Regions from separate parts of the Homo sapiens genome. Here region 1 is linked to region 2. A link is an interaction called in ENCODE POLR2A ChIA-PET data of the cell type or tissue named here. Cell type or tissue: MCF 10A. All regions are shown on one strand. Each heading gives the region's core, and the rest is flanking DNA. Links, peaks and the distances in the headings are about the cores only. Region 1 holds the start of TTPAL (alpha tocopherol transfer protein like). Region 2 overlaps JPH2 (junctophilin 2).

Region 1 (16,070 bases), core at 5,787-8,286, 360 kb after region 2:
ACCATCGATTGTGCCAGGCACTATCCTAGGTGCTTTTGTATGTTGAATCCTTGCAAAGCCCTGTGAGGTGGGTCAGTGTTTGCCTTCTGTATGACAGATGAGAAAACTGGGATGTAGTAACTAGTCATTGGCCAAGGTCACACAGCAGTGAAGTAATGGTGCTGTGATTTGAATCTATGTAGTTTGATTTAGGATCTAGAAGTTTCGCTAATGGATTACCTAGCTCAGAACTAGTGAAAGAGCCCAGTCACAAAAGCACCTCCTGATGCCCAAAATCATTTTCAGCTCCTCAGACACAGAGCCTGAAGCAAAGATTAGGTACTGTGTGATTTATAAAGGAAAGAACCTGTAAGGGATGAAGGGAAGCAAGACAGGGAGGGAAACAAGAAAAGATGTGGTCTCAGGTAAAGTCTAGCAAAAAGGCTGGCTTTGTGTACCTCTGTACGAGTCAGCTGTTGGCTGCCAGCCACCCTGTGGGTGAGGGGAATAAACTCCAGGGTGAGGTGATTCCTGAGATGGCAGTTCTCCGTAGAAATGGAAATAGTAAGCCATTCGAAGCCAACAACTGAAGCATCTGGGGGGATGGTGTTGGTGTGCTAGCCCATGAAGGGCTCAAGAGGTTCCCAGAGGCACACTTCTTGCCTGCCTAATGAATCAAGTTCTAGAACATTCTGGAACATTCACTTCCTAGACTTGTTTTGGAGAATCCTCCTTCTCACTGAGACCAGCATGTTGAACAAACCCAGCCTGTGACATAATCAAAGCATACCTTAATTTGTATCTCCCAGTGTCCTTTCTAAGATGTATTTGGTAGAGAAACATTTTCCCTGCCACTGGGTGAAATCTCCCCATTATTCTTCTGCTTGTTCTGAGGAAACAGGCAATTCTATGGTCACTTTAGGTCACAAACACAACCTCAATTTAGAAATGAGAATGTCCAGTCAAGCTTCTAACCAAAATTCCCAATTTGATTTGGGTTTAAACCTTCTCCCCTCACCCTCAGGCCTGCTTCAGGGAGGTGGTGTGGGTGACTCCTTCTCTATCTCTCCTTCCCTCACCCACCCGTGGGGTACAGTGGGGGGTGTTGGAGATGGCAAGGGGAGAGGAAGGGTCTCCCTTGAGCTGCCACCATCCTGGCTGGCTTCAAGCTGCCCCTTTCTGTCGTGGGCTCCATGGAGATGGCCACTGTCACAGGGGCCCTCTCACTCTTAACCTTGGGGGATGCATCTCTCCTCATAGGGGTCCCTTGCAAGTCCTTCGTCAGCCCTTAGGAACCCAACATCCAACTCAAGCTTCTTGCTGCTGCCACACCTCTGCCCCTCCAGGAGGCTCTAGGGGACAGGACCCAAGAGGACCCCTTGTAGGTGCTCTCTGCCAACACTGGCCCATGGGAAACACTCCAGCCAGCAGCCTGTACTCCGAAAGTCCTGGGAATGTGGCTTACCTTAGCACGCCCACACTGGCTCCTTCACCAGTTCAGCCAGGCAGCCCGTTTCTCTCAGCCTCTAGATGTCCATGCCCACATGAGACCACTGGGCCCCCTCATAATGGCCACACATTATTCTCTACATATAGTGGCCCCTCTCATGGAAGAGCCCCCATGACCCCATTCCACCCTTCCAGGGAGATGGTCACCAAAGAACTCTTTGCTTCCTCTTCCCATCCTAGGAGAATGTGGTGGGTATAGGGGTAATAGTAAATGTGGGGGTTTTGGGTAGCCATGGCCAAATTTTAGCAGCTGTGGGTTTGGACTGGGCTCTTTTTTGTTGTTGTTGTTGTTACGTAAATTAACCCATTTATTACAGGCCAGTGATGTCTCAAAGAGTAGAGGAGCGTCTACTGGTCTTTCAACTCCTTCAGGCTTCTGATGGCGGACTTTACCGTGATAGCGGAGGTGGTATTGTATGTCCAGGCACCGCCAGCCACTGTCTTCACGCGGGAACCACAGTGCCAGATCCCCGCAGCTCATCTCTTCATCTTGGTTTTGCCACAGAAAGAGCAAGTGTACTTGGCCTGCTGGCTGATTTCAACTTTCTTCACCATTTTCCAGAGGGAGGCCCCATAGCGGGTCCCGTATTTACCGACGATCCCGACTTTCTTGGTAGGTTTGGCCATGTCACCGCGAACTAGGTCCGAGCCCAGAGAGTTGGACTGGGCTTTTAAAAAACAGTTACTGGTTGTCACAGCAGAGCTTTCTAGAAACATCTTACAAGTCATGTCCACCACCCCCAGCCTCAGTTTTTTCATATCCTTACTGCGGGTGGCAGCACCTTACTGGGTGGGGGTTTGTGGTGAGGGCTGAGTGAAGTAGTGAATTTGCGGAGCTAACACTCCAGAATTCCACAATCACAGACCTGCAAATTCCATCTCCGTGGGACCATTTACAAGTGATGTGGCTTCTCTGAGTCTGTTTACTCCTTTGTTAAATGGAAGAGCCTCTACTCCATTGCATCTCTGTAAGGTTAGTTAAGTGAATACATATGACATGCTTAGCACGGGACCTGGCACCTGGTAAGAACTCAGTCCATGCTGGGCGTTTTTAATACAACGGTGGGTGGCTGGTACTGACGGAGGGGATTTGGGATCTCCACCCCTTCCGTTTCCCTCACTATTCCAGGCCCTGTTTTGGAAATGCTTCAGCCAGGCTGGGATCCAGGGCCCCTGGGAACAGAGAGGACATACTGTACCTCCAAGCAGCCATGCTGACTCAGGTTAGGAAATCAATGTGTGACCACAAAAACACAGCCAGGTTCTTCCCACTTCTGGGAAATCTGCACAGCCAACCCATGGGCATCTCTTTACCCTGTCCCGAGAGGTGGCCAGCTTCGTTCTAGGACCTGATTCTGCAGCTTGTGAGCACAAGGCTGGCACATGGAGAAACAGGAGTCTCTCGCTCCTTAGGGAACCCCAGGCCCGGGGTCACAAGCTTTGCACGACCCTCTGATTGGGGTCAAACATGTCTGGTGTTTGCGAAGCCTCTGACTTCCCCCAGCCTGCGTCTGGACACTTCTCAAGCCAAGCCAGGCTCCGGACCACTGGTTGGGCAACGCATGACCTCAAACTGGGTCAGACCCATCAGATGAGCATCTGTTTAAGAGTATAGGACACTTTGTTCTTTAGAATCCCAAGGGTCAGAGTATGAACCCTCCCCGTCCCCAATTCAAACTCCTCCTCCATCACTTACTGCCATTTACTTACTCTGTTACTTTGAGCAAGTTTTTCAGCTCTCTGAGTTCTAGTTTTCCTAGCCACCAAATGCAGACTAACAAGTACCTTCACCTTCCAGGGTTGATGTGAGATTCGGGTAGTGAATGTCAAAGAATGGCACACATATTAGCAGGCACTCCATAAGGGGGAGTTATTATTGCAAACAGGGGCACTAGACACCAAGTAAAAAACAGTATGGTACATATGCTACAGTGGATGAGAGGGCAGAGCTGAAAGCCAGACTGCCTGGGTTCCAAACCAGGCTACTGGCCAGGTGCGGTGGCTCATGCCTGTAATCCTAGCACTTTGGGAGGCCAAGGCGGGTGGCTCACTTGAGGCCAGGAATTCGAGACCAACCTGGCCAATATGGCGAAACCCCATCTCTACTAAAAATGCAAATAAAATTAGCTGGGCGTGGTGGCATGTCCCTGTAATCCCAGCTACTCAGGAGACTGAGGCAAGAGAATAGCCTGAACCCAGGAGGCAGAGGTTGCAGTGAGCCAAGATTGTGCCACTGCACTCCAGCCTGGGCCACAGAGTGAGACGCTGCCTCAAAACAAAATAATACAAAACAAAACAGGCTGCCCTGCCACCTCCTGTGTGGCCACAGGGAAAGTCTCTAAGCCTCAGTTTTCTTCTCTGTAAAATGGGAATAATCATAATACAGTTATAAGGATTCAATTAGATTAGTTGCACTGGAAACAGTGCCTGGCACATAGTATCACCTAATAACCATTAACGATTTTTTATTTTGTTTTATTTTTCCAGTCTCTGCCCCAGTTGGGAAGCATGAACTATTTTTAATTAGCCACACAAGTTAGTAATGTCGGTAATGGTGCTGAAATCACACGGGTCAGTGTTTTGAACAAAATTCACATGGAAGTCATATTTAGTGAGCATCTACCTACATACCTGGTGCTAACAGAAACCATACATTTAGATACATGTATATGTACATGTAAACACACATATGCACACACACATAGTGTGAAGTAAGTGTTGCTGTCCTCATTTTTTAAAACCTTTATATTATAGAGCAAAACAGTTGCAGAAAACCACACAAATTAAATTTGTAGCAGCCAGGTGCAGTGGCTTACACCTGTAATCCCACCACTTTGAGAAGCCGAGGTGAGTAGATCACTTGAGCTCAGGAGTTTGAGACCAACCTGGGGAACATGGCAAAACCTGAAATGCCATCTCTACGAAAAATACATAAATTAGCCAGGCATGGTTGGCACGTACCTGTAGCCCCAGTTACTCAGGAGGCTGAAGCAGGAGGATTACTTGAGTCTAGGGAGGTCTGAGGCCACAGTGAGCTGAGATCACACTACTGTACTCCACCCCAGGCAACAAAGTGAGACACTATCTCAAAAAAAAAAAATTGTAGCTTAGTGAGTTATATCAAGGCAAACACCCTGTAACCACCACCCCGGTCAAAATACAGAATTTTTTCAGCCACCTCAGGGTTCCCCTCCCCACCTCACCAGGTACTCCATACCAATCACAGCCCATCCCCCCAAAATAATCACTAATCCGACTATTAATTACTTCCTTGCATTTCTTCATGACTTAATCATCTGAGTGTGCATTCCTAGATGTTATTGTTTAGTTGAGTCCACTTTTTATTTTTATTTATTTATTTTTTGTTGAGATGGAGTCTCGCTCAACCGCCCAGGCAGTGGCATGATCTTTCTTGGCTCACTGCAACCACCGTCTACCGTGTTCAACAGATTCTCCTGTCTCAGCCTCCCCAGTAGCTGGGATTACAGGCACCCACCATCATACCTGGCTAATTTTTGTATTTTAGTAGAGACGGAGTTTCTCCATGTTGGTCAGGCTGGTCTCGAACTCCGGACCTCAGGTGATCCGCCCGCCTCAGCCTCCCAAAGTGCTGGCATTACAGGCGTGAGCCGCCACTCCCGGCTAAACATATTTGATAAGTTTCAATCAACTGCAAGTATTGTCTTTGTTGCAGCTAAAATTGTTTCATCCACAGGCTGGCTTGTAAGTCCTTTTGGTGTGACCCTGGTAGCCTTCGATAGCTTCCTTGTTAATTGGCGTGACAAGATATTCCAGGCTTATTTTGTATATTTCCTGCTACAGATCTGGAATGAGTAATTTCTTCAAGAAGTCTTTTTATTTGTATTAATCAAAACTATTATCTGGGTGCAAGATATGCTCATTGCTACAAGATTGATTATGGTTTAAGTCTTTTTAATAGCTAGAACTAGGTATTATATATATGAATACACGCATATACATTTCCTTTAAAAATAGTTTCGAGTTCACATTGATATATCCAATGTAAATAGAGTTTTATAGGATGTTTATGGAATCTATTCTGTATTACACCTGTAGTTCCTTTCTTCCACACTTGGAATCTTTCATTTTCAAGGATACAGGGGCTGATAAAATGGAAAGATGCTATAATTACTGGTTAAAATGACTCAGTAATTCACAGGGGTTAAAAACTCCTTTAAACCTTAGGTTGTGTGGCAAACACCTTACACTCGCCCACTACTGGAGTTGGCAAACGCTTTCCAGTTTCAGCTGCTGTTTTCCCAACAACACGTGAATACATGTTGCAATTTTAGCACTCTCCATGTCTCAGGCCCGCCAGACACCTTGCTGCTTCCCTTCTGTTTCTACTGCACAGAGATGCCAATGGCATGCAGGCCTTGTAGCTGTTGGTGATTTGTCCCCACACGTTTTTTGGAGTTCATGAAGATGCCTTGTCACTTAGTTTTGTTGTAAATGTGTTTATGAATTTTTTTCTATTTTTATTTGGGGATTTGGGGATATTCAAATCTATGCTAGGCATTATTGCCTCCATCTTTCCAGAATTCCCCAGCTGGTATTATTTTCACCAATGAGGAAACTGAGCCCCAGGGGAAATGTGATTTGCCCAAGATCACACAGCCAGTGACAGCGCAGAGATGCATGTGAGGTCACCTGCTTTCATGCAAGGTACAGAGAAGATGCCTGATATGGACCACTCCCTCCTCATCTTCCTCCCTATTTCCACTGGTCAGTGTCTTTACAGGATTCTGGGGGGTTTGGTGGGGGGCTTTTTTGTTTGTTTTTTGAGGTGGAGTCTTGCTCTGTTGTTTAGGCTGGAGCGCAATGGCACGATCTCGGCTCACTGCAACCTCCACCTGCCGGGTTCAAACGATTCTCCTGCTTCTGCCTCCTGAGCAGCTGGGATTACAGGCACCCACCACCACACCCAGCTAATTTTTGTATTTTTAGGAGAGATGGTGTTTCACCATGTTGGCCAGGCTGGTCTTGAAATCCTGGCCTCAAGTCATCCTCCTGCCTCAGCCTCCCAAAGTGCTGGGATTACAGGCGTGAGCCACCGTGCCTGGTCCCATGATTCTGTTATTGACAATCAAATGAAACTATCCATGCAAAGAGCTTATCACTGTACCAATGAAAGCATTCAGTGACTGGTAGCAGTTAGTATAGGATTTTATGGTTGATGAAACCAAGGGTTGGAGAGACAGATAACTGTTCCATTGTTACACAGCTGGTAAGTGACACAGGCTTTAGACTCAGGTCTGTCTGACCAGAACCTAACATTCTTTCTCCCACACTAGTTCTTAATTCAGAGCAGCTTTGTCTCCCAGCTGGTATTTGGCAATGTCTGGAGATACCTTTGGTTTTTATCACTGTGAATGTGGAGTGCTACTGTCATCTAGTGGGTAAAGCCTAGGAATGACATTAAACATCCTACAGGACAACATCTCTCCCATGCCCCCGAAACAAAGACTTTTCCAGCTCCAAATGTCAATAGTGCTAATGTTGAGAAATTATGCCCTATACTGTGGTGCCATCCTAAATAAGCCTTGCCAGGCAGGGCACGGTGGCTCACTCCTGTAATCCCAGCACTTTGGGAGGCTGAGGCAGGCAGATCATCTGAGGTCAGGAGTTTGAGACTAGCCTGGCCAACATGGTGAAACCCGTCTCTACTAAAAATACAAAAATTAGCCGCGCGTAGTGGTACACACCTGTAGCCCCAGCTACTAGGGAAGCTGAGGCAGGAGAATCGCTGGAACCCAGGGGGTACAGGTTGCACAGAGTCGAGATTGTGCCACTGCACTCCAGCCCGGGTGACAGAGTGGGACTCCATCTCAAAAAAAAATAAAAAGAAAATAAATAAAACTAAATAAGCCTTACCTTAGAATCAATACTAAGGCTGGTCCTAGGAGATTTTCTGAGCTCAGAATCACAGGCCCTGAACAGAGACAGCTCAGGCATGTCTAGCCTCCTCCAGCAGGTATGCAATGCAATGTCAAGATTTTTTTCTTCAGAGGCTGGATGAAACGAGGAGAGCAAGATGTTTGAAACCTTCCAAACCAAGACACAGGGCAAGCCGCCCCCTGGTGATCTTTCTGCTTGAGAGGGGGTGATCATCACCGATAAACAGACATTTCATGATACAATGTGCCAGAACTCTGCACATGCCATTCTTTTTTTTTTTTGAGACAGAGTCTCACTCTGTTGCCCGGGCTGGAGTGCAGTGGCATGATCTCGGCTTACTGCAACCTCTGCCCCCCGGTACAAGCGATTCTCCTGCCTCAGCCTCCTGAGTAGCTGGGATTACAGGCGTGTGCCACCACACCCAGCTTGTTTTTTTGTGTTTTTAGTAGAGACAGGGTTTCACCCTGTTGGCCAGGCTGGTCTCAAACTCCTAGCCTCAAGTGATCCGCCCGCCTCAGCCTCCCACAGTGCTGGGGTTACAGATGTGAGCCACCGTGCTCGACCTGCACATGCCGTTCTATGACATCCTCCCAAGGATCCCCTCTAAACAAAGGCCATATCCCCATTTTATACATAAGGAAATGAGTCTTTTCAAGAGGTTGTTCAGACTCCATAAATTCTGAGTGTCCAAGGCAGAGAAGACAGACATCAAATACCAGCTCAAACACTTAGTCATCATGTGACTTTGGGCAATTTTTTGTCCTTCTCTGATCCTTTTTCCCAACCTGTAGAAACAGAGACAGGGCTACATGACCTTTAGGACAAAGTAAAATTTGGGACCATGGTGTCATACAGGCTTGAATTGATACCTAGCTCTCTCTTTCATATCTTGAGCCCTTAGGAGACTTTCTCTTTCTGAATATTTTACATTATTTTATTTTATTATTATTTTTTGAGATGGAGTCTCGCTCTGTTGCCCGGCCTGGAGTGCAATGGCACAATCTTGACTGACTGCAACCTCCACCTCCCGGGTTCAGGTGATTCTCCTGCCTCAGCCTCCAGAGTAGCTGGGATTACAGGCGCCTGCCACCATGCCTGGTTAATGTTTGTATTTTTAGTAGACACGGGATTTCACCATGTTGGCCAGGCTGGTCTCAAACTCCTGACCTCAAGTGATCCACCACTTTGGCCTCCCAAATTGCTGGGATTACAGGCATGAGCCACCAAGCCTGGCCTCTTTCTGGATTTTAGTTTCCTCTTCTGTAAATGGGACAATCCTAGCTCGCTGTTCACAGGGTCATTGTAAGGTGAAATTAAGATCATACAAGCACAGTGCCTGGTATATATAATTCAAAAAGCAGAAACTCTTTTTGTTGTCATTGTTTATCGGAGATGTTCTAATCCTGATATAATCTGGTTCTCTAAAATGTAATACCAAGAGGAACAAGAAATAATGGCCCTCAGTTGAGGGAAGAGGCAGGGATTTCTGGGGCATCTCTGAATCCTCTCCCTGCCCTGCCCTTGAGACCAAGTTCTTCTCCTGCTGGCAACATCTAGGATTGCCATCTGGGCTCCAGGTACCAGTAGTAGGTCCTAGGTTTGGGTTAAGGAGAGGGGTGAATTTATTCCAATACCTAGGACAGCCTGGTTAGGACAGGGTCATCCCTCACCCTTTGCCACAAGAGCTGCCATTTGGCAGGGCGCAGGAGAATGGCTTGAGCCCAGGCAGCCTCCCAGGTGGCTGGGATTACAGGCCTGGCTAATTTTTGTATTTTTAGTAGAGACAGGGTTTCACCAGGTTGGCCAGGCTGGTCTCGAACTCCTGAACTCAGGTGATCCACCTGCCTTGGCTTCTCAAAGTGCTGAGATTATAGGCATGAGCCACCACATCCGGCTGTTTTGGGGGGTTTTCTTTTTGAGACAGAGTCTCGCTCTGTCGCCCAGGCTGGAGGGCAGTGGCATGATCTCGGCTCACTGCAACCTCTGCCTCCTGGGTTCAAGTGATTCTCCTGCCTCAGGCTCCCGCATAGTTGGGTGTGACAGCCGGAAGTGGGGGCCTCGGATTACAGGCGTGTGCCACCACGCCCAACTAATTTTTGTATTTTTAGTAGAGACAGGGTTTCACCATGTTGGCTGGGGTGGTCTCATCATACTCCTGATCTCAAGTGATCCACCTGCTTCAGCCTCCCAAAGTGCTGGGATTCCAGGCGTGAGCCACTGCACCCGGCCTTACCTTACGTTTTAAAAGATCTCACAGATGTGATTAATGTAAGGATCTTGAGATGGTAAGATTATCCTGGATTATCTGGCTGAGCCCAATGTAATCCCAAGAGTCCTTATAAGAAGAGGGAAGCAGGAGGATCAGTCAGTAGTAGAGGTGACAACAGAAGCCAGAGGTTGAGGTGATTTGAAGAAGGGGCCATAAGCTAAGGAATGCAGGTGGCCTCTACAAACTGTAAAAGGAAAGGAACTGATGCTTCCTCCAAATCCCCAAAAGAATGCAGCCTTGCCAACACCTTGATTTTAGACTTTTGACCTAGAGAACTGCAAGAGAATATATCTGTGTTGTTTCAATCCATGAAGTTTGCAGTAATTCCTTGTAACAGTAACAGGAAAATAATACATAGATTTAGCAAACAAAACAAAATCCAGGATGCCCAGTAGTCATATTTGAATTTCCTATAAACAACAATTTTTAAAGTATAAATGTGTCCCAAATGTTGCATAGGACACACTTATCTGTGTGTATGTGTGTGTGTGTTTGGAAAGGAACATGCTTAAATGTTTATCTGAAATTCAAACTGTAGTGAATGTTATATATTTTGTCTGTCAATCTTAGAAGTGATGAAACTGAGAGCAGGAGTCAAAACTCATGATTCCCAGGTCGCCTCCATACTGCTGCCCCCTGCCCCTCAATCTGGCAGAAACTGCCACGTTCTTGTGGCCCTCATGGGTCACTTCCCATCTTCTTGGGACTCCTCTTGCCCCTGGGGTAGGAAAATGAAAAGACTGTTTAAGGTCGTTTCTTTAGGCTCAGAGTTCTCCTGGACCACCAGAGGTTCTGCCTCAGAGGGACCTAGGAGATTTGCCTCAAAGTTGCAGTTGCACAAAATACTTGCGGGCGGATCTTAATGGACTGGGGTGGGAGTTAGTAAAGCCTTTGTCTGGAGGGAACGTAATGAACCCCAAAGCAGGAAAAAAGTAATTATTGAATCAGGCTCCAGAGCAAGAATCAGGTTTCAGGTAAGGAAACGGAAGCACAAGAAGGAATGGGGACTTGCTCCAGGTCACTCAGTTAATGACAGACAGATGTCCCCTGGTTTGGAGTCTCCCTTTTTGGAGCAGCTAGTCCTGATAGCAGCCATAGTGGGGGGAAGTCTAGAATGCTAATCCTGAGGTCCGGGTTTGAAGCCCTTTACTGCCTTGATTGCCAGTTTCCCTTTCCTGAAATAGGGGAATTGCATAAATATGAGGAGTTAATGAGATCATGGATGTTAAACAACAGGTACATGTTAGCATGTTCTTGGAAAATGGCAGCTTCTTTCCTTCCTTCTCTGAGCCTCAGTTTCCCCATCTATAAGCCGGGTTTGACAAGCGGCTGGTGCCCCAGCTCCTCCCAGCCACTCCAGGTCCGCAGCTCGGAGCTCCGGCAGCCAGGTGGGGACTGAACACCAACGCCGCGGGGAGGCGTCGCACATGCGCGCTCCTAGGCGGAGCCCCGCCTCCCACGCCCTGGATCGTCACTTCCGGCGCGAGAGGCCGGGCAGGCCGGGCAGGGAGTGCGGGTCGGTTCTGCGTGCGCTGCCGGACGAGGCTCCCGCCGCCGATTGACCCGCGCTCCGCCCGTAGTCGGGCCGGTGAGTGCCCGCGAGCCCATCCGTGTGCCCTGGGAGCTGAGGAGAGGGACCCCTGAGAGGGAAGGATAACCGGAAGTGGGGACCAGAGGAGCGAGAGACCCCAGGAAATGGGGACACCTGGGGAGGGGGTGACAGCCGGAAGTGGGGGCCTCGGAAGGTTGTCCACGGGATATGGGGTCTCGGGGGCTCTAGGAGAGATGGCTTCCTGACCTCTCCTTGTTGAGAGGAAGGGGTGGAAAGGAAAGTGATGCTCCAGAAAGGATGGGCTCCAGGTGGGGGAGATCTTTGGCTTCACCGTTACCAATGGTGTCTGCATCTCACTCATATGTCCGCCTGTCAGCTCATTCACCAGCCTGTGACTGAGTCCTGCTGAGCGCTCGGCACTGCTGAGTCCCTGGAGAGTCAACATGAAGCTCCAGGTGGAGGGTACAGATTAGAAGCCCAGGGTGGGGCTAGACGCATCCTTGCTCTGCCTCACCGGGTGTGCCCCCTTGGGCGAATCGCTTAACCTATATCCTCCGCTGATGTGTACAGACCACTGCCATGTGCCCGGCACTGGGGGTGGCAGTGGACATGGCAGACAAGCCCTCTGCCCTCGTGGAACTTAGATTCTAGGGGACAGTCCTTTTTGTCCTCCTTTGTAAAATGGCAACAGTAATAGCGCTCTCACCAAATAACGTGAAGATTAAATGAGGAAATGGGTAAAGGGCTTAGCAATGCTTGATACATGGTAAAATGCTCAAGTATGCATTCTCTTCATTCCACTATAATGTAAGCTTTATTAGGCAAGGAATTGTATTGTTTGCGTCTGTGTTCCCAGTGCCTGTGAGCACAGTGCCTGACATATATGGTAGGTGATCGGTAATTATTTGATAAATGAGTGCGTGGTGAAACTGACTCTAGATAAATGCCCATAGCATTGGACTGTAATTTCTAAAAAAGAAATAGGAACCCAGTTCTGTGGAAAACTGGAGGGAATCACCCTCAGGGAGTTTGGGAAGGATTCACTGAGGTGGTGACATGGCAGCTGAGCCTGAGCTGTCAAGTTAGGAACAAATTAGAAGAGGAAATTCCAGGCAGAGTGTATCAGAAGTGCACGAGTTATTCCAAGGATGATGGGTTATTAGTTTGTTTTGACTGGCATTTAATGTGCATCAAGGTGGGGTGCGATGGAAAATGAGGCTGGAGAGGGGCTTTGAGGTGAGGCTTGTACCTTGTGAACACTGATGTTTGATGGGATTGCAGGCATCTCTTGGTTACTTCCATAGAAACAAAGCCATAGTTGTTCCATTCCTCACTTAGCATACCTGTGCCAACCAGACTAAAGTCATTCAACAAATATTTATGGAGTGCAGATTATGTGTCTAACACCATGTTAGGCGCTGGGTTTCAGGTGATGAACAAGACAAACTTGGATGTTGCTCACAAATTGCCAACAGACAATTGCAACAGGGTGGGAGAAGTGCGGGGGAGGCACCTAACCTGGCTGGGGGTCAGTGAAGGCTACCTACTCCAGGCCACCAGCATCTCTCAGCTGGATTATTGCAATAGCCTCTAAATGGTCTGCTTCAGTCCTCACTCCCTTAGAGTCCATTCTCAAGACAGCAGATTGGTCCTTTTAAAATATATTTTTATTTATTTATCTATCTATCTATTTATTTATTTATTTATTTATTTATCTGAGATAGCGTCTCGCCCTGTCGCCCAAGCTGGAGTGCAGTGACATGATCTCGGCTCACTGCAACCTCCGCTTCCTGGTTTCAAGCGATTATCCTGCTTCAACCTCCCAAGTAGCTGGCACTACAGGCCCGCACCACCATGCCTGGCTAATTTTTGTATTTTTAGTAGAGACAGGGTTTCACCATGTTGGCCAGGCTGGTCTCGAACTCCTGACCTCAGGTGATCCATCCACTTCAGCCTACCAAAGTGTTGGGATTACAGGCATAAGCCACCACACACAGCCCAAGAAAAAATTTAAAAATTAGCCAGGCGTGGTGTGTGCCTATAGTCCCAGCTACCTGGGAGGCTGAGGCAGGAGGATTGCTTGAACTTAGGAGTTCGAGGTTGCAGAGAGCTATGATTGCGCCACTGCACTTCAGCCTGGGTGACAGAGCAAGACCCTGTCTCTCTCTTAAACAAAAAAGTGCATGAGTTCAGGTCCTCTAAGAAGCAGACACTAGGATGAGGTTAGACGTGCTAGAAATGTAGAGGCAACCCTTGCGAAGGACAGCACCTGGGAAGGGAGCTGGAGAAGTCAGGAAGAGCCACTGGCAGTGATGCAGATCAGCTCCTGTGAAGGAGGTTTGGGCAGCAAGTCTCTGACTGCAGGGCAGTCCCAACAAAGGTTTGGCCAGGCCCTCAAGCAAACGCTGCCTGTTAGAGGAGTCCTATGTCTCACTAAATCATTGGCTAGGAGCAGTGAGGCCACAGAAGGGCTGTGGAAAGTTCTGGCTTCCCCTGGATAGTGGATCTAGAGGGACAGCCACTGGGGCCCTTTATCAATTACGTTTTCCCAGCAGATCTGACCGGCACATATTCCCGACTGCCACGATAAGTTACATGGGTGTGTAGTAAAAAATTCAAACAGTATAGTAAAAATCCTCTTTCTCATCTTAAATCTTCACTTGTCCAGTTCTGTTCCAAGAGATAACCATTGGTAAGTTTCTTATATCTCTTTCCAGAAGTTTTGTGTGCATTCACAAGTGTATGTGTATAGTTTAAAAACGTGATTTTCTGTACACTATTCTGCAACTTGCTTTTTTAATATGTCAATTCATAAAGATCTGCCTACTTTTCGCTTTTTTTGTTTGTTTGTTTTGAGAGGGAGTCTTGCTCTGTCACCCAGGTGGGAGTGCAGTCATGATCTCGGCTCACTGCAAGCTCTGCCTCCCGGGTTCACGCCATTCTCCTGCCTCAGCCTCCCTAGTAGCTGGGACTACAGGCACCTGCCACCACGCCCGGCTAATTTTTTGTATTTTTAGTAGAGATGGGGTTTCACCGCGTTAGCGAGGATGGTCTCGATCGCCTGACCTCATGAGTCGCCTGCCTCGGCCTCCCAAAATGCTGGGATTACAGGCGTGAGCCACCGCGCCCGGCCCCCTAATTCTTTTTCATGACTGACTAGTACCCCATTAATATGGTAATATTACTTAACCAGTCTCCCCTGATAGGCAGTTAAGATGTTTCCAATCTTTTATCATTATAATCAATACTTGTGAAGGCCATGTGCATATTATGCATATATATACAAGTATATGTCCTAGAAATGGAATTGCTGACCCAAAGGGCATGTAGGTTTACATTCTGAAGATATTGACAAATGCCCTCCAAAGAGGCTGTCAATTTATACTCCCAGCAGCAGCAAGCATATTAGAGTACGTTTATTTTTGCCAATCTGAATCTGAGTTGTTTTTTTTTTTTTTTTTTTTTTTTTTTTTGAGAGTCTTGCTGTGGCTGGAGTGCAGCAGCGCCATCTCGGCTCACTGCAACCTCCACGTCCCGGGTTCAAGCAATTATCCTGCCTTAGTCTCCCAAGTAGCTGAGATTACAGGCACTCACCACACCTACCTAATTTTTGTATTTTTAGTAGAGATGGGGTTTCACCATGTTAGCCAGGCTGGTCAGGTGATCCGCCTGCCCCAACCTCCCAAAGTGCTGGGATTACAGCATATACATTACAGTTGTTTTAATTCACATTTATTTAATGATGAATAAGGTCGAGCACCTATTAATACATTTATAAGGAAGGCCCTGGTGTTTATTAGGGAGTGTATAGTCTGCTGTAGCTGCTGCCTGCCTCCCTGGGGACTAACAGCAGCCGGCCTGGGGTCAGACTTGCGTGTATGGTTTAGATCCAGTTCATTGCCCCCAGTTGAGAAACACTGCCCTGAGGTTACTCGGTTTTTACAGAAGTGTTCCTGTCCCCTACACTGTACTGCCCTAGGATTTGAAATAAGCACTTGTTAACTTTGCTTAGGGCTTCTCTGTTGGCAGGGACCTTGGTAGCTAATGTCCGAAGAAAGTGACTCTCTGAGAACCAGCCCTTCTGTGGCCTCACTCTCTGAAAATGAGCTGCCACCACCACCTGAGCCTCCGGGCTATGTGTGCTCACTGACAGAAGACCTGGTCACCAAAGCCCGGGAAGAGCTGCAGGAAAAGCCGGAATGGAGACTTCGAGATGTGCAGGCCCTTCGTGACATGGTGCGGAAGGAGTACCCCAACCTGAGCACATCCCTCGACGATGCCTTCCTGCTGCGCTTCCTCCGAGCCCGCAAGTTTGATTACGACCGGGCCCTGCAGCTCCTCGTCAACTACCACAGCTGTAGAAGAAGCTGGCCCGAAGTCTTCAATAACTTGAAGCCATCAGCCTTAAAAGATGTCCTTGCTTCCGGGTTCCTCACCGTGCTGCCCCACACTGACCCCAGGGGCTGCCATGTCGTCTGCATCCGCCCAGGTATCTCCCTAGACTGTTGTGGGGTGTGTGTGTCCAGTCCTTCTGCAGTGTGTCCATTCAGCACCCTGTCCTCCTTTCCAAGTCCCTTTTTTACCCCTCCTTTGTTATAGTCAAGGCTCTTTTGATTGCAGATAACACAAACCTACTCAAACCAACTTCAGAAAAAAGGGAGGATTTAGTCGAAGGAGACAGGAGTCCCTCCCAGAACCAGAGAGCTGAAGGCGTGGCAGCTTTTACTAGGGCCTAGAACCAAGAACCAGAATGCCACCAGGAGCCAAGACAGCCGTTCTCCCTGTCTCTGCCTGACGGTCTGTGTATCCTTCAGCCACACATTTCTGCCTTTTGCATATCTT
Region 2 (16,070 bases), core at 11,915-14,414:
TTGGTCTTAGAGTCCCTGCCCCCAGACCCAAGTGTTTCCCTTTTGATCCAGCCTTAGGAAGTCAGCACACATTGGCCTTAAGTTGCCTGGTCCAAACCCTATTCTCCTGCCTCAGTTCAATCTGTCAATATGAAGGTTGAAAATACATCATTAAATGAGCATAGCTGTGGGCCAATAGAACTTTATTCATAACACTGAAATGTGAATTTTACATGATTTTTCACATCATGAACTAGTCTTCCTTTGTTTCCCACCCTAACCATTTAAAACAGTAAAAACCAGCTGGGCATGGTGGCTCATGCCTTTAACCCCAGTACTTTGGGAGGCCAAGGTGGGCGGATCACTTGAGGCCAGGAGTTCGAGACCAGCCTGGCCAACATGGTGAAACCCTGTCTTTACTAAAAATACAAAAATTATCTGGGCATGATGACTCATGCCTGTGATCCCAGCTACTCAGGAGGCTGGGGCAGGAGAAGTGCTTGAACCCGGGAGCTGGAGGTTGCAGTGAGCCAAGATCCCACCACTGCACTCCAGCCTGGGTGACAGAGTGATACTCTGTTTCAAAAATACATACATACATACATACATACATACATACATACATACATACATATGTAAAAACTGTTCTTAGCTCAAAGACCAAAAAAAAAAACAAATCAGACATCGGGCCAGATTTTGCCCACCAGCCATGTTTTGCCAGCCTCTGATATTCACAAAGGGCTGTCTTCTGTCTGCTGAGTGTGGCGTTATTTGGCTCAATACCATGGACCTGAAGCAGGCAGGACTCAAATCTCTGCAGCTGGGAGAGTTTTTAAATGCAGCTACAAAGTTTTCCTGAATATTAGATATATTTGCAAGTTGCCAGCTTGTTAGATAAGCACTCACAGGGCGTTCTGCTCGCTGCTAGTTTGCCCTGATCAACACTTTTATGTCGTGACCTATAAGAAAGCTCAGAGAACCTAGTGGCCAGGAATAGCAAAGGAAAATAGTTACGAGAGGAGGTAATTACCCTCTCTACCACCAAGAGATAGAGGATGGAGGGTGGAGGTTAAAAGGGTGGGCCCTGGAGTCACGGTAAATTACTCGGGGTAAATCATGTAAATTTTCTGGCCACCAGTTTCCTCATCTGCATAATAGGGATGATGATAGTGTCTGTCTAATTATATCGTTGATAGGATTACATGTTATCATGCATTTAAAAGACTTAGTGTCTGCTTGTTAGTTTTTAAGTGGTTGGTTTTCACTACCTCCACTATTAACTACCCTGGCATAAAAAAGCAAAAGGAAAAAGAAAGGCAATTTGTACAATTAACTCCTAAAGAAGGTGAAAGAGTTAGTGGAAGAGATGAGAAAACTTTAATAACAAATAAATAAGAACTTTCAAGAAAATGCAATTTGGGTTTGATGACTTTCTGGAAGTAAAATGTTTGAAAAATTAAAAGAAATATCCAATAGTTGGACTGGAATAAATGGGAATCATGGTATAGTAAGTGATAGGACATCTCCTCATAGGGATGAAAGAACAGGTAGACCAGGGGAAGGGAGGACATTTAGGAGGCAGGTGCAAAACACCCCACGAGAATCCAGGCTGCAGGGAAATACAGAATTAGAAGAGTTGGACAATTAATCCTATTTGAGAGGATAAGTTCAATGAGCTGAAGACTGATTTTTTTTTTTTTTTTTTTGAGACAGGGTCTTGCTCTGTTACCCAGGCTGGAGTGCAGTGGTGCAATCTCGGTTCACTGCAACCTCTGCCTCCAGGTTCAAGCACTTCTGCCTCAGATTTCCAAGTAGCTGGGTTTACAGGTGCACCACCTGTAATATGCCACCGCACCTGGCTAATTTTCACATTTTTAGTAGAGATAGGGTTTCACAATGTTGGTCAGGCTGGTCTCGAACTCCTGACCTCAAGTGATCTGCCCACCTCCCAAAGTGCTGGGATTAGAGGCACGAGCCACTGCACCTGGCCGGAAGTCTCAAATTTTGACACCGAAAGAGCACGTTGTTTCCAGGACTGGATTAATTCCTAAAGAACTCACCTTAGACACATGCTCTGTTTAAATTCTGAAGACTGAATCTTAGGAGAAAATCTGACAAGACTTCAGAGGGAAAGAAAAGAAGAGTTTACTCACAAAACTAAAAGAATAAGTAATGGGGAAAGGACTCCCTATTGAATAAATGGTGCTGGAATAACTGACTAATCGTATGCAAAAGATTGAAACTGGACCCCTTTCTTACACTGTATACAAAAATCAACTCAAGATGGATTAAAGACTTAAATGTAAAACCTAAAACTATAAAAACCCAGGAAGATAACCTGGGAAATATCATTCTGTACATAGCTTCTCGCAAAGATTTCATGTTGAAGACTCCAAAAACAATTGCAACAAAAACAGAAATTGACAAATGGGACCTAATCAAACTAAAGAGCTCTGTACAGCAAAAAGATATTGTCAACAGAGTAAATGGAAAACCTACAGAATGGGAGAAAATATCTGCAAACTATACCTCCAACAAAAGTCTAATATCCAGAAACTATACGGAACTTAAACAAATTAACAAGCAAAAAACAACCCCGTTAAAAAGTGGGCAAAAGATATGAACATTTTTCAAAAGAAGACATACACATGGCCAGCAAGCATATGAAAAAATGCTCACCATTACTAATCACTAGAGAAATGTAAATCAAAACCACAATGAGATACCATTTCACACCAATCAGAATGGTTATTATTAAAAAGTCAAAAAATAACAGATGCTGGAGAGGTTGCAGAGAAAAGAGAATACTTATACACTGCTGGTGGGAATGTAAATTAGTTCAGCCATTGTGGAAAGCAGTTTGGCGACTTGTCAAAGAACTTAAAACAGAAGTACTATTCAACCCAGCAATCCTATTATTGGATACATACCCAAAGGCATATATATAAATCATTCTACCATAAAGACACATGCACATATATGTTCATTGCAGCACTATCCACAATAGCAAAGACATGGAATCAACTTAAATGCCCATCAGTGGTAGACTGGATAAAGAAAATGTGATACCTATATGCCATGGAATACTACACAGCCAAAAAAAAGAACAAGATTATGTTCTTTGCAGCAACATGGATGGAGCTGGAGGCCATTAATCTAAGTAGACTTAACACAGGAACAGAAAACCAAATACCATGTGTTCTTACTTATCAGTAAGAGCCAAATATTGAATACACATGAACACAAAGGAGGGGGCAAGAGTTGCTGGGGCCTACCTGAGGGTGGAAGTTGGGAGGAGGGTAAGGATAAAAAAATTACATATCAGGTCCTATGCTTATTACCCGGGGGATGAAACGACCTCTACACCAAACCCCCATGACATGCAATTTACCTATATAACAAATCTACATGTGTACCTCTGAACCTAAAATAAAAGTGTAAAGAAAGAAATTGTATACCTTTAAAGCTTATTCACAATTATGACTCTCAATATATTAGCAATATATTAAACATATTTGTTTTTCAATAATACATATGTAGAAATTAATAATATCTATTTTCACATTCAATATTGTGCATTCCTTGCACTGCTTGCCCCTGATTTTGGAGATTAATGCTGCAGAAAATATAGAGCCAAAAAAGGCATAGGTAAGCAACAGAGCTGCATGATCGCATCTGTATTCTAGAAGTCCACTAGAAGAGTGGAGGAGGACAAATTCCTAGAAAGACACAAACTACCAAAACTGACTCAAGAAGAAATAGATAACCTAAGTAGACCTATAAAAAGTAAAGAGGTTGAATTACTAATGTTTAAACTTCCCATAAAGATTCAATCTTTGTAGGTCACATGCTTCTAGGAAGTCATCCATTTCTTCTAGGTTACATAACTTCCAGGCTACATAACAAAGGAAATAATTATCAGACTGAAGAAACAATCCATGAATTGAGAGAAAATATTTGCAAACTATAAATCTGAAAAGGGGCTGATATCCAAAGTATATAAGGAATTCAAAAACTCAACTGCAGGAAAACAAATAACCCAATTAAAAATGAGCAAAGGTTCTGAACAGGCATTTCACTAAAGATTAGATACAATTGCCCAACAGATACATGACAAAATACTCAACATCTCTAATCATTAGGAAAATGCACATTAAAACCATAATGAGATTTCACCTCACACCTGTTGGAATGGCTATTACCAAACAGATGAGTGACAAGTGTTGGTGAAGATGTGAAGAGATGGGAACCCTTGTGTACTCTTGGTGGGAATGTAAATAAGTACAGCCTTTTGGAAAACACCTTGAAGATTCCTCAAAAAACTGAAAGAACACCTTTGTCCTCTAACAAAGGTGTCATTGTGAGGTCCATCCTCTGTAGTCAAGGCTCTCTGGGTCTGTGAATTTATTTAGGTCTGGGAACTAGGTATGAAGCCGTGGCTTTCTTTTGCAGTGACTCAAGTTAGACTTTTGCCTATCAAACCTACAGTTTGTCCAGTAATACTTTAGCAGATGGTCCAGCTATTTCATCTCCCCAAGGATACCAGGATTGATTAGCTCCTGGTAAAAATCCCTGCATGTCAAACCTTCTGATTGCTATTGGTTCACGTTGCCCATACAGAACTTGCACTCACCTTGTCTGTGAAAGTTAAGTACTGCCACTTACCTTCTACCACCTTGAGATCTTTTCACTCTTATTGAAATCAGGAAAAAATAGTTTTTACAACATAGTGGTGCCAATTATGAGCCATTAATGAGCTGTGTAACAACCTGGGAATCCAGGTGCTATGGTTTGAATGCTGCTGTCCCCCTCAAACTCATATGTTGAAGCCTCATTGCCAATGTGACAATATTAGGAGGTGGGGCTTTTGGGAGTGCTTAGGTCATGAGGGTTTCACCCTCATTAATGGGATTAGTGCCCTTATGAAAGGGGCCACAGAGAGCTGCCTTGCCCCTTCCACCATGTGAGGACACAGAGCGAAGGTGCCATCTGAGAGCCAGAAAGCAGTCCCTCCCCAGATATCACATCTGTTGGTGCCTTGATCTTGGACTTCTCAGACTCCCAAACCATGAGAAATAAATTGTTGTTTATAAGGTACCCAGGCTGTGGTATTGTGTTACAGAAGCCCAAAAGGACTAAGACAACAAAAATGAACAAAATAGGCACATCCCTAAGTGCACGGAGTTTACAGCCTACTGGCAAAGGCAGATAAACAATAACCACACTAATAATTGTATTTAACGGGTCTGAGACAGAGAGCTGTGTGCCAGGAATCATCCTGGAAGGATAGGTAGGGGTAAAATCAGAGTCCTCTCCATTCCCTCTCTTCCAAACTCACAATGCTTTTGTGTATTTTCACAGCCTCCTGCACATCCCTCTGTCCTGGCATGTTTAATGCCAGGCCATCAGGTAAGACATTCCAGGTCTTCTTTCCTGGAGTATAAGGACTATGCCTCTTGTATCTCTTTAATCCAAGTGCCCATGAAAGGTTCTGTAAGTCATTGACTTCCTTAAATATTTTAAAAAATAAATGGAGGAACAAAGAGGGAGAAGTTAAACCACCAACTGGGGAATGTCCAGGTGTTCATGTCTAAGAAAAGAGTAATCACTAGCTTTTCTCACTGTCTCTACCTGGATATAGGGACCCAATCCAAGTAGATACTAAGAAAGATAATTCTACTGGCTGATATTAGATAGGATTGGGGGGAAGAAAAGATGAGGAAAGAAGAGAACATGGGGAAAAAACTGAACTTGTGAAATGAAATAATGAGTGGAGTTGGAGGGAGGGTCCTTGGTGAGTATCAGTGCAGCCCAAAAGGATCAGGTAGTCTGAAGGGATAATGTCATCATGGCTGGAGACTGGACACTCATAGGAACCCCCTCCTCTGACTGTATTTTTCTCTGTGACTTCTCCTGCGGTGGTAGATTGGGATTTTATTCCCAATTCTTCACTCCGTATAAAAGAATAATACGGCCAGGTGTGGTGACTCATGCCTGTAATCGCAGCACTTTGGGAGACTGAGGTGGGAGAACAGTTTGAGCCCAGGAATTTGAGGCTGCAAAGAGCTATGATGTAACACTGCACTCCAGCTTGGGCAACAGAGTAAGACCCTGTCTCAAAGAAAAGAAATCATATGTCCACTTTTTTGTGGTAAGTACCTGCCTCTAGATTTGGAAGAGTTTACTTCCCCCACACCACTGTTGTTGGGCTCAGGCATGGGACTTGATTTGGCCAATAGGATCTAAGCAGACATGATAGGAGCAGAGGCTTTCATTCCTGCACTTCTGCCATCCACCGTAAGATAAACATGCTCCGTTGGCACTGGTCCCAACATGAGAAACAACTGGAGGAAACCTGAACCTTTCCCTTAGCCTGAAGCAGAGCCAACACAGTCAACCCACAGATCTATGAGCAAGAAAAAAAATGGTTGTTATCGTGAGGGTTGCTTGTCATGCAGTATTATCACAGCAATATTGCACTACTACACTTGCTTTCTTTTTTGAGAATTTCATTCCACTCTCCCTTTTCTGCTTAACTTTCATGTATCTCAAATGATGTTATAATTTCTTTTTATATTTCTGATGAGGCTCAGGGATCTCCTTTTCCCCTCATCCACATACCTAAAAACCACCTTGTGCACATAACCAATCCCACCCATTTGTAATGGGCTCTGTACAAAGGCCACATTAATTGCACCCCCCTCATCCACCACTCCCCCATTCCCACACACATACCCATGCTCTGCCAGGAAACCTCCTGTGTAGAGAAGCATCTGGGGTATGGGAAGAGCTTTGGTGTGTCAGAAAGATCTCAACAAAAGCATGAAGTTTAAGAGACATTGTGTAACCTGCCCTGGATCATACATTTTAACAGTTAGAATGTGTTTGGCCCCAAGTAACAAAAAACCTGATGAAGAGGGGCTTAAATCTTGAGAACAGTTATTGTTTACTTAACAAGAAGTCTGGTTGTAGATGGTTCAAGAGTTGATTCAGTAGCTTCAGAATCAACTGGGTTGGCATCTTGGCAATTCTCTTGACCTTCCTTTCATGGTTGTGAAATGGCTGCCACAGCTCCAAGCATCAGCACCCACGACCCCCAACCTGCATCCAAAAGCAAGAATAAGGGGGAAAGCCAAGGTAGCAAGAGAGACTTTGTTTGCTTTCATCTCTTCTTTTATCATAGAAGAAAGTCTTTCTCAGGAAACCCCAAGTGAGCTTTCCCTTATGTTTCGTGGACAATTACGTCTCCTGGATCACAAGGCTACTCCTAGATGCAAAGGAAGCTAGGAAATGAGTTTTGATCATGAGTTTTGCTCACGCCTCTGTAGTGGAGGCAGAGATAGGAGCAGGGTTAGGAATGGCTGTTGGGTATGTGGTAGAGAAAGAGAAGCATCATGCATTTATCCCTTCAAGAAGGACTTGCTTCTCTGCAGTGGGAAGTGTGGTCAGCAGACAACTTCCAGTTGTCAGTTCCTTCAGGGTCTGCCCCAGCTTCAGAGAGCTGTCTCACCCAAGGTCATGCCCTTCCCAGAGCAGCCCATACCCAGTTTATTAGTTCGTTTTCATGCTGCTGATAAAGACATACCTGAGACTGGGCAATTTATAAAAGAAAGGTTTAATGGGACTCACAGTTCCAAGTGGCTAGGGAAGCCTCACAATCATGGTGGAAGACAAGGAGGAGCAAGTCACATCTTACTAGATGGCAGCAGGCAAAGAGAGGAACTTGTGCAGAGTAACTCCTCTTTTTAAAATCATCGATCTCATGAGACTTATTCACTACCACGAGAACGGCACGGGAAAGGCTTGCCCCCATGATTCAATTACCTCCCACTGGGTCCCTCCCACAACGTGTGGGTGGGAATTTAAGATGAGATTTGGGTGAGAACACAGCCAAACCATATCACCCAGTAACAGAGCAAGGGAGGGGTATAAAAGCCCAATGGGAGATGCTCTACAAGCAATCCTTGCTCTGGAGCTCCCACTGGGTTGGACTTTGTCAGGCCTGCATCAAGTTAGACTTCTTCCTCTGCCCTGTTCTGCATTTTCCTCCTTCCTTTCACAGGTTTTGATCCCTAATAAACATCTTGCAGCTTAGGTGACTCTCAGTGTCTGCTCCTGCAGAATCCAATCAGTGATGGCATCTTCCACATACAGCAAAGAAGTGATATAGCCAGGATTAGAAACTAGGTCTGTCCAATTCCAAAGCCCCAACCCATCCCCACTCCCCAACCATACTGCCTCTTATGGCCACCATATCCATTTCCTCAATAAGCACTCACTGAATGTCTACTCTGCCCCGAGACCTAAGTGGGACAATGGGGATGGTACTACAGGCTGTACTGTCTTGTCTGTTTACCAAAACCCACATCCTTCTCTTCTCCCTGAGGACACATGTAGTCCGTATTTCCCAGCCTCCCTTGAAGCTAGTTGAGGCCAAACAACTGAGCTCTGGCTAGTGGAATATGAGCAGAAGTGATGTGTGCTGTTTTCCTGGTGAAAGTTTTTAGGAAGCAAATTCCATCCTCCATACTCTCTTTCCTTTTCCTTTGGCAGATGCAGAGACCAAAAAAGCCCTAGGATATGTAGAACCACAGATGGAAAAAACCTGGGTCCCTGAATCATTATGATGAGGGACAGCTATTCTATGACAAACTTATATGGTGTATAGCAATTATAAACTGTGGAGTCAATTACCTCAGCCAAGCTTACACTAACTAATGCATGGATATAGAGATGAATCACAGATAGCCCCTCTCTTAAGGAACTCAGTCTAGTGGAGAAGCTGTGGATAGGAAGAGATACAGGGTTGTGTAGTTAGCAACTGGGCCTTGAGGGAGAGGTCTGATTTTTGTCCTGGCTCCTAGGAAGTAATTTCTAAACCCTTAGGATATCCTGATTAACAGGAGTGTCTTTGTTATTCATGGTGGGCTCCTGGGACCACAACTCACAGCTTATGCTAACCAGATGGCTTATAGTGAGTGCTGGCCATGCCAGAAAAATCAACCACAGGGTTAAAAGATTGGGGCTTTGGGCTATGTGATGTCAGCCTGACCTTTGGGTGTGGGGAGGGGTATGGAGGTTAAGTTCAACCATGTGGGAAATGATTCAATCAATCACCTCTACATAATGAAGTCCCAATAAAAACTCTGGACACTGAAGCACTGGTTAGCTTCCCTGGTTGGCCATACTTTGTCATACTGTTACTTATCAATGCTGGCAAGGTAACAGATACCGAGGACACGGGTGTTTAGCATTTGGAACCCTCCCAGATTCCTTCCTATGTCCCTTTCCCTTGGCTGGTTCTGATTCGCATTCTTTGCTTGTAATCAATGTGACTTGAGTAGAATAGCTTTCAGTGAGTTCTGTGAGTCTTTCTAGTGAATTATTGAGTATGAGGATAATCATAGGAACCCCCTTGTTTGTAGCCAGTCAGTATGAACTGATGGTGGCCCTGGAGATCCCCAAACTTGTATCTGGGGTCTGAAGGGAGAGGGGGAGATTGTTCCCTCAGACTTTGCTGACTTTACAGCCTCAAGATTGCTGACTTTACAGCCTCAAGATGTAAATAGCTTTAAAAGGTCACTAAGAAGTGACTGTATACCATTGCACTCCAGCCTGGGTGACAGAATGAGACTCTGTCTCAAAAAAAAAAAAAAAGAAAAGAGGAAGAAGAAGTGACTGTAATGTAGGCACCTGGTCAAGACAGCCTGGAGTGAATGGTGAATGTTCTGACACATGAGGTGCCCTGGCATCTGTTGCCGTACATGAGGGTCTCACCTGCAGTTGGTCTGTGGACAAAATATGACTCCCCGCTCAGTCCAGGCTCTGTCACTGACTTGCTGTGTGATCCTTACAAATCACGACACTCTCTCCAGACCTGTTTCCCCATATGAAAAACAGGGGGCCAGATGAGCTGATATCTTAGAGTGCCTCCATCTCTGACAACCTAAGGAGTTATTTCCTCAAGCTTCTTCAGAGAAGAAGGAAACTTCCTTCCCTGAACTCCTTCAGGAATTCTGAATCATCACATCCACTAATATCCAATAGACAAATGTCCCCTGCCACATCCCTGTTGACTAGCATCTCCCCTCAGCTGGCTCATCTGCAGTGATGGGAAGCTCACTCTTTCATGGTGGGAGCAGTGTGGTTCTGTAAAAGAGCACAGCTCTGGGTTTCAGTCCCAGCTCTGTCCTTCCCTCTCTGTGATACCTTGAACCAATCACTCCATCTCCCCAAGGCTCAATTTTCCTCATCTGCAAAATGGGTGGACGAATACCTACACCATGGAGATACTGCGAAGAATGGAAAATAGCAGTGCATTTACCATCTGCTCACACCATGCTGGGAATTGTTCTAAGTGCTGTGTTCATATTTTCTATCTGAAGAGGCAGGTAACATGGTATTCATCACCCCCAGAAAAGTAAGAAAGTTCTAGATGTTAAGGGACAGAGCCAAGATTTGAACCAGCAACCATGTTCTGAACCACACAGCTGTTCTGCCACCACATACAGGAGGTGAAGGGCTTAGCACAGGGCCTGACCTACGGCCACCTGACTCCATTGAGTGTACCAGCAAGACAGGCTGAGAGAGTGAGGGAGTGGGAACTGGCCTCCATAGGCATAGTCAGAGTTTTGCACAAAACAAGAACCTAAGAGCTATTTTAATTTCAGCATACATGCAAGTTTTATGTTTTACAGTTTAGGTATTATTTGTATTCTGAGTCACTTATTTGGGGGAGAGCATCTTCATATCAGTTTTTCAGGCATGGCACCTCCAAAGGTCATCATCTGGGCCTGCATCTCTCCCAGAACAGCCAGGTCTTCTGTGGGTCCATCAGATTATGAAACTTCCCTTCTTGCCCGAATCCCAAATCTGACTCCCACGGTTCCTAGGTCCCCTCCCTTTCACTGCCCTGGAAGAGTCCTGCAGAGACCTCAAGGCAGTGGGCCAGCATTGCTTTTAAGTTCATGCATGGTACAAACCACCTTAAATGCATTCCGGGCATGGCAGGAGACCCATCAGACTTCCTAGAGCTGCCTGTGGTCAAGATTAGAAGAGGAGGCATCGGCCTGGCTGTGTCCTACCCTTGAGCCAACAGGGGGTGCTGTCTCCGACTAACCCTACCTGGCTCTGAGTCTCCAAACCTGGGGCTCAGGAAGCCGCCTCCTTTGCACACCATCCAAAGTGAGTTCAATACAGCCACCCCTGCCCCCAACTCATCCAACACACACACATACACACACACACACAGACACACCCCATCTGCAGACCGGCCAACTGGGCTGGCTGCCCACCTGCTTTCCCTCTGTGGGTTTTTATCAAAGGCTACAGATAACAATTCCCTCCCCATTTCCACTCCCACCTCCCCTCCTGTGCTTCCTCCAAGCCCATCCTTCCTGGAATCCCAGCATCATTCCAGAGTTTTGAAAACTTTTGTGTTTTTTTTTTTTTCCAGATGGAGTCTTGCTCTGTCACCCAGGCTGGAGTGCAGTGGCTTGATCTTGGCTCACTGCAACCTCCGCCTCCAGGGTTCAAGTGCTTCTCCTGCCTCAGTCTCCCAACTAGCTGGGTTTACAGGTACGCGCCACCACACTTGGCTAATTTTTGTATTTTCTTTTTTAGTAGAGATGGGGTTTTGCCATGTTGGCCAGGCTGGTCTCAAACTCCTGACCTCAAGTGATCCACCTGCCTCAGCCTCCTCTAACGTGCTGGAATTATAGGTGTGAGCCACCATGCCCAGCTTAAAACCTCTTTATCACCATAATCTATCTCATTTGAGCCTCACAACTGCATTGCCTATGAGGAAGACCATGGGGCAGGGATTAGAGTCTCCTCAGCAGAAGAGGAAACTGAGGCACAGAAAGAGGGAGTGAGGGAGCACATGGCCCATCAGTGATAGGGCTGGGTTGGGTAGGGGAGCCAGGCTCCTGAGGACAGGGTGTGCCTGAACTCGAGCCTACTGTTGGTTGAGGGACCTTCTTCTCCAACCCCCTCGCTGGGAACCACCGGCTGTGAGAGTAACTTCATGGGCAGTACTTATTCCTAAAAAGTCAAGAGAACTGCTTTCCTGCCACCAACTTGCTGTGTGCGTGACCTTGGGCAAGTCCCTCTGCTCTAAGCCTCTGTGGAATGTGGCGATCCCCTCAGGCTCCCCCACTGATTGAGATATTCTGACTAAACAACTGGTATCTGAATCACCTCCATCCCTTTGGGGTCCCTGGGATCCTCTACCAAAACGCAAGAGGGCTTGTAGCAGAGCTAACAGCACCATAGCGTGATAACAACACTCGTCTCCATTTCTCCACTGCTTTCTACAGCCTCAACATCTAATGTAATCCTCACTACCAGGAGGTAGGCTCTGTAATTATCCCCATTTTATAGATGAGAAAACTGAGGCTCAGAGAAGCGAAGAAAGTGGCTGGGCTAGCATTGGAGGCTGGGGGGACTCCACCTCAAAGGGCAGGCTCTTGATTCTATTGTCATCTACTCATAGAAGTTTCTGGAAGTTTGCTTTAGAAACTCCACTGTAGAAGCTCTATGGTCTTTCAGCCCCCACTCAAACTGAAGCCCTTCAGCTGCCCCTCAAGGATCGTGAGAACAAGGACACAGATGGGAAGGACCCACGTCCCCCAGCCTCTTCCCACCCACCCTCCTTGAGCCAGCCCCTCATCCTGGACCCACAAGCACATTGCAGCCCAGCCAGAGCCCGTGAGCAGATGCGGGTTTATTATTGCACAGACTGCAGCATCCTGAACCCCAAACCCAACCCCAAACACCAGCCCCCAAACTTGGCCTGGGAGCTTTGGCAGGCACAGGCTTGTCCCCAGCACCAGCCAAAAAAAAACAACAGAAAAAAAACAGGACAAGAATCTCCGAGACGGAGCCCGTCAGCACAGAGCAGTGGCCCCGCCCCATTCCCCTCATGCTCCAGGAGTCTTGAGAAGCTCAGATGCAGATGCAGAGCTGTGGGCCATGGCCAGCTGAGGATGGAAGAATCTGCAGGTTCTTCTCCATGAAAATACAGTCCTGGATTCCAGCCAAGCCACAAGGTCCCAGCAGGGCTTGAAACGGCAAGTGTGAAGCTAAGGGAGAAGGTTCCCAAGCATTGAAGGGAAATGGGAAAGCTGACCCTATCAGAAGCAAACTCCTAGGTCCCAGAGCTGCCTGGGGAGGCCCTGCCACAAAGCCAAAGCCTCCAAGGTCCACAGAAATGAAGGGAGGACAGCAGCAGTTCCCTCTGGCTCAGCTTGGATGCCACGTCCTTCCCCAGGCTTGGAGGGGCCTGGAAGCCCTTTCTCTCCATTCTCCTGGAGGCAGGAAACCATAGCCTTTGGCCCTCACCCCACCCACAGGAAGCACAAGGGCCCAGAGACCTAGTGTGGTACAAAACATCTTTAAGTGAGGTACATCCAAGTAGCCATCTTCTACCAAGTAAGCCAAAGGGGCTTATAACTGCACCCAGGCTGTACCCAGTTGGAGCCCCAGACTTGCCCCTCTCTTGCCGGGAAATGCTTCTTGACAAGCAGCTTGTCTTCAACACCTGCCTTAGTGTCTGCCCCAGGGACATCTCCCTGGGCTTCCATGGGCTTCTGTGCTCCCCTGAGCTTTCGGTGGGCCCTGATGGGGGAGGAGACAAGCCATTTCACAGGGCATCACAGGAGATTTCTCGCCGGCCCCAGGCCTCCTGCAGGTGACCCTCTAGCATCCCAAGCACACGGGAAACCCCAAATGCAATCCCAGTCTCAGACACACTCCAAAACAGGCCATCATCACTGCACCTTAACCCCTCTTCCCACCCTGCCCCCTGGCCACCTGGTCAGTGGCTTCCCAGCCAGAGGATCCATGGGGTCTCCCCTCGTCTATTGGTCCAGAAGGGAAGCTAACTGGACTGGTGGGAGGAGACAGAGCACTGTGTTCTGGGATATTCAAACTGACCTTGTCCATTTCCTCTACTGTCATCCAGAACATCTACAGGCAAGGGAGGGAGTGCAGGGTGCAGACTGCACAAGGACAGGTCTCTGTGCTGGTCTGAGGGGGTCTCAACACCCACCCCACCCAGCTTCCCTGGGAGGCCTCAGCCCACAGCCAAAGGATTAAATCAAAGTGGGGCAGGGTGGGAGGAAGGGGGATGGGATTGAATATCAATGTCCTGGTTAGGTGACATCTCCCAAAACACACAAAAGCCCAGGGAGGGGACAACCTAGGGAAAGGCAAGGGAGTGGAGGAGAGCGGGGGACAGGAGCAGATCAGGAAGCTCAAGAGACCAGGGCGCTTCTCTCTGGGCTCTCCTTGCCCCTGGGTAGAGAGCTCCTGAAGGAGCCCAGGACATTCCATTCCTCTTGGCACCACCACCGCCACCCAGCACAGGCACCGTGGGAGGCCTCCTGAAACTCTTGTGGGGTGAATGTGAACTGGACCACGGGGCTCCAGGTCCAGAGTCCAGTCCTCTTTGGCCACCCTGCCTGGCACTGCAAAAAGACGGGTCCTCATGTCCTCAGCAGGAACTTCTGGCTCTGCAAAGAGACAGCAAAAGGGTCAGGCAAGGGAGGGAGGGCAGAGGCTGGGCCGCCAAGCCAGGTGCAGGGCTCAAGCCTTGGGGCTCATCTTCTCTGGGGCAAGATCCCACCTCTGCATCCCCCCAGACAGCCCTGTCCCTTGATTCTGATACTCGGCAGGTCACAAACGGGTCCCCGAGGCCTCTCCTGGCCCTGGCTGCCTGCCTGTTTATTTACACATGCTGTTCCCTTTGCTGCTGCACTCATCTCTTCCCTCTTCCTCCCCCACTGTCATCTGGTTCACTCCTTTTCACCCTTCAGGTCATTAAAGGAATCAGTGCCTGCAGGAAGCATTCCCAGAGCCCCTGTTGAAACATGGAACCTGCAGAGCTCAAGTGTTCACCCCTACGGCAGCACTTACCAGGCTGGTATTGTCATTGACTGTTTACATGGTGACAGCATAGACTTTCCTGGGGCTGATTAAGAACCTCCAGCCCAAACTAAGCTAGGATCAAAAAAGGGGGCCTGAGGAAAAGGCAGAAACCCTGTTATTATTGCCAAGCATGGGATTGAGGCTGTGAAGGCTAGTTCCAGCAGGGGGAAGATTTTGTCTTGTAGATGCTTCACCTTGAGAGCAGTGAGGGCCACTCTCCTTCAGCCCAGCCCAGCCCACTCCACTTCACGGGAACTTACCCCAGCCCCCAGCTCCATCATGGGGAAAAAACTGAGAGGGAACCAATGGGCAGAGGAACAGGAGCAGGCTGGGTGTGCCAAGGGATTAAAGACTGAAGTGGGGAAGAGAGAAAGGGAGCACGGAGATGAGTGTCCCACCGTCCCAGGTGAGCTCAGTCTAGACCTGTTGTGCTCAGTGTTTGAACGGTAAGACTTTTCTGTAATGAGCTCTAAGTTCAGGGTTACTTTCATTATGTTCACCCCATTCTTGGAGCAGGAGTGAGTCCCTGCTGTATCCCCATCTCCCAGCAGAGCAGTACATGTTGGCCAAATGAATGAGTGAATGAAGCCCTCAGTGCTCACCTGACAGAGAGCAGGTGCTCTGCAAACACTAAGCTAATGAAGTAAGTGTGTGTGTGTGTGTGTGTGTGTGTGTGTGTGTGTGTGTGTGTGCGCTGGTATCAAATCACACTCTAGGTCTTGGCTTCTGCAGGTGGGTGGGCCTCAATTAGTCACAGGACTGTCATCCAAGTACCGAGTAGGTCCCTCCTCCCACCACCCTGGTGCTCAAAACTCCCCAGGGGCTCCTGCCCCCCAACCCCTCCTCCAGCCAGCTGGCTGCACCTGGTAAGCGACGGTCAGGTCAGGAGGTGAACAAAGAGGATGGCCAGGCCGATGTTCAGCAGGATCACCATGCAGATGAGGATGGTGTTGGGGACCTGGGAGCAGTGGAGAGAGGCTTCCTGAGTCCCCATGGCCTCGGAGACACCCCCCACCCAGGTCACAGCAAGGCTGGACAGAGCAGGAACTTCTGGATGGACCTTCCTAAGAGCATTGCCGGCTTTGTTCACTGCTGTATCCTGTCACCTGGATGGCAGACCATCACAGCTGGAAGGACTCTTAGAAATAACCAAATCCCTCAGG

The links. Peaks named below come from ENCODE experiments on the same cell type or tissue, not always from the same donor. Only the 100,000 strongest peaks of a DNase experiment are listed, where the experiment ranks them.
Region 1: POLR2A ChIA-PET joins it to region 2 with 5 read pairs; 1 of 35 experiments calls an interaction of 5 or more read pairs at or near these places.

The regions. Positions count from the first base shown.
Region 1 is chr20:44,464,728-44,480,797 of GRCh38, forward strand. It overlaps TTPAL (alpha tocopherol transfer protein like), which reads left to right and starts at 11,147. Exons shown (of 5, transcript NM_001039199.3): 1 at 11,147-11,264; 2 at 15,258-15,717. The coding sequence starts at 15,273. It overlaps LINC01620 (long intergenic non-protein coding RNA 1620), which reads right to left and starts at 617. Exons shown (of 3, transcript NR_132343.1): 1 at 438-617. It also overlaps the pseudogene RPL37AP1. RefSeq lists an enhancer at 10,943-11,032 and a silencer at 11,123-11,252. In MCF 10A, for the core only: a CTCF peak has its summit at 6,900 (motif pointing left); a DNase peak (open chromatin) is centred at 6,864.
Region 2 is chr20:44,099,012-44,115,081 of GRCh38, forward strand. JPH2 (junctophilin 2) reads right to left here. Exons shown (of 6, transcript NM_020433.5): 5 at 15,771-15,865; 6 at 7,579-14,492. The coding sequence ends at 15,785. Among named protein-coding and RNA genes, the nearest start is that of JPH2, 80 kb to the right of the region's middle. RefSeq lists an enhancer at 12,277-12,790. In MCF 10A, for the core only: no CTCF peak of the experiment used is centred there; a DNase peak (open chromatin) is centred at 12,930.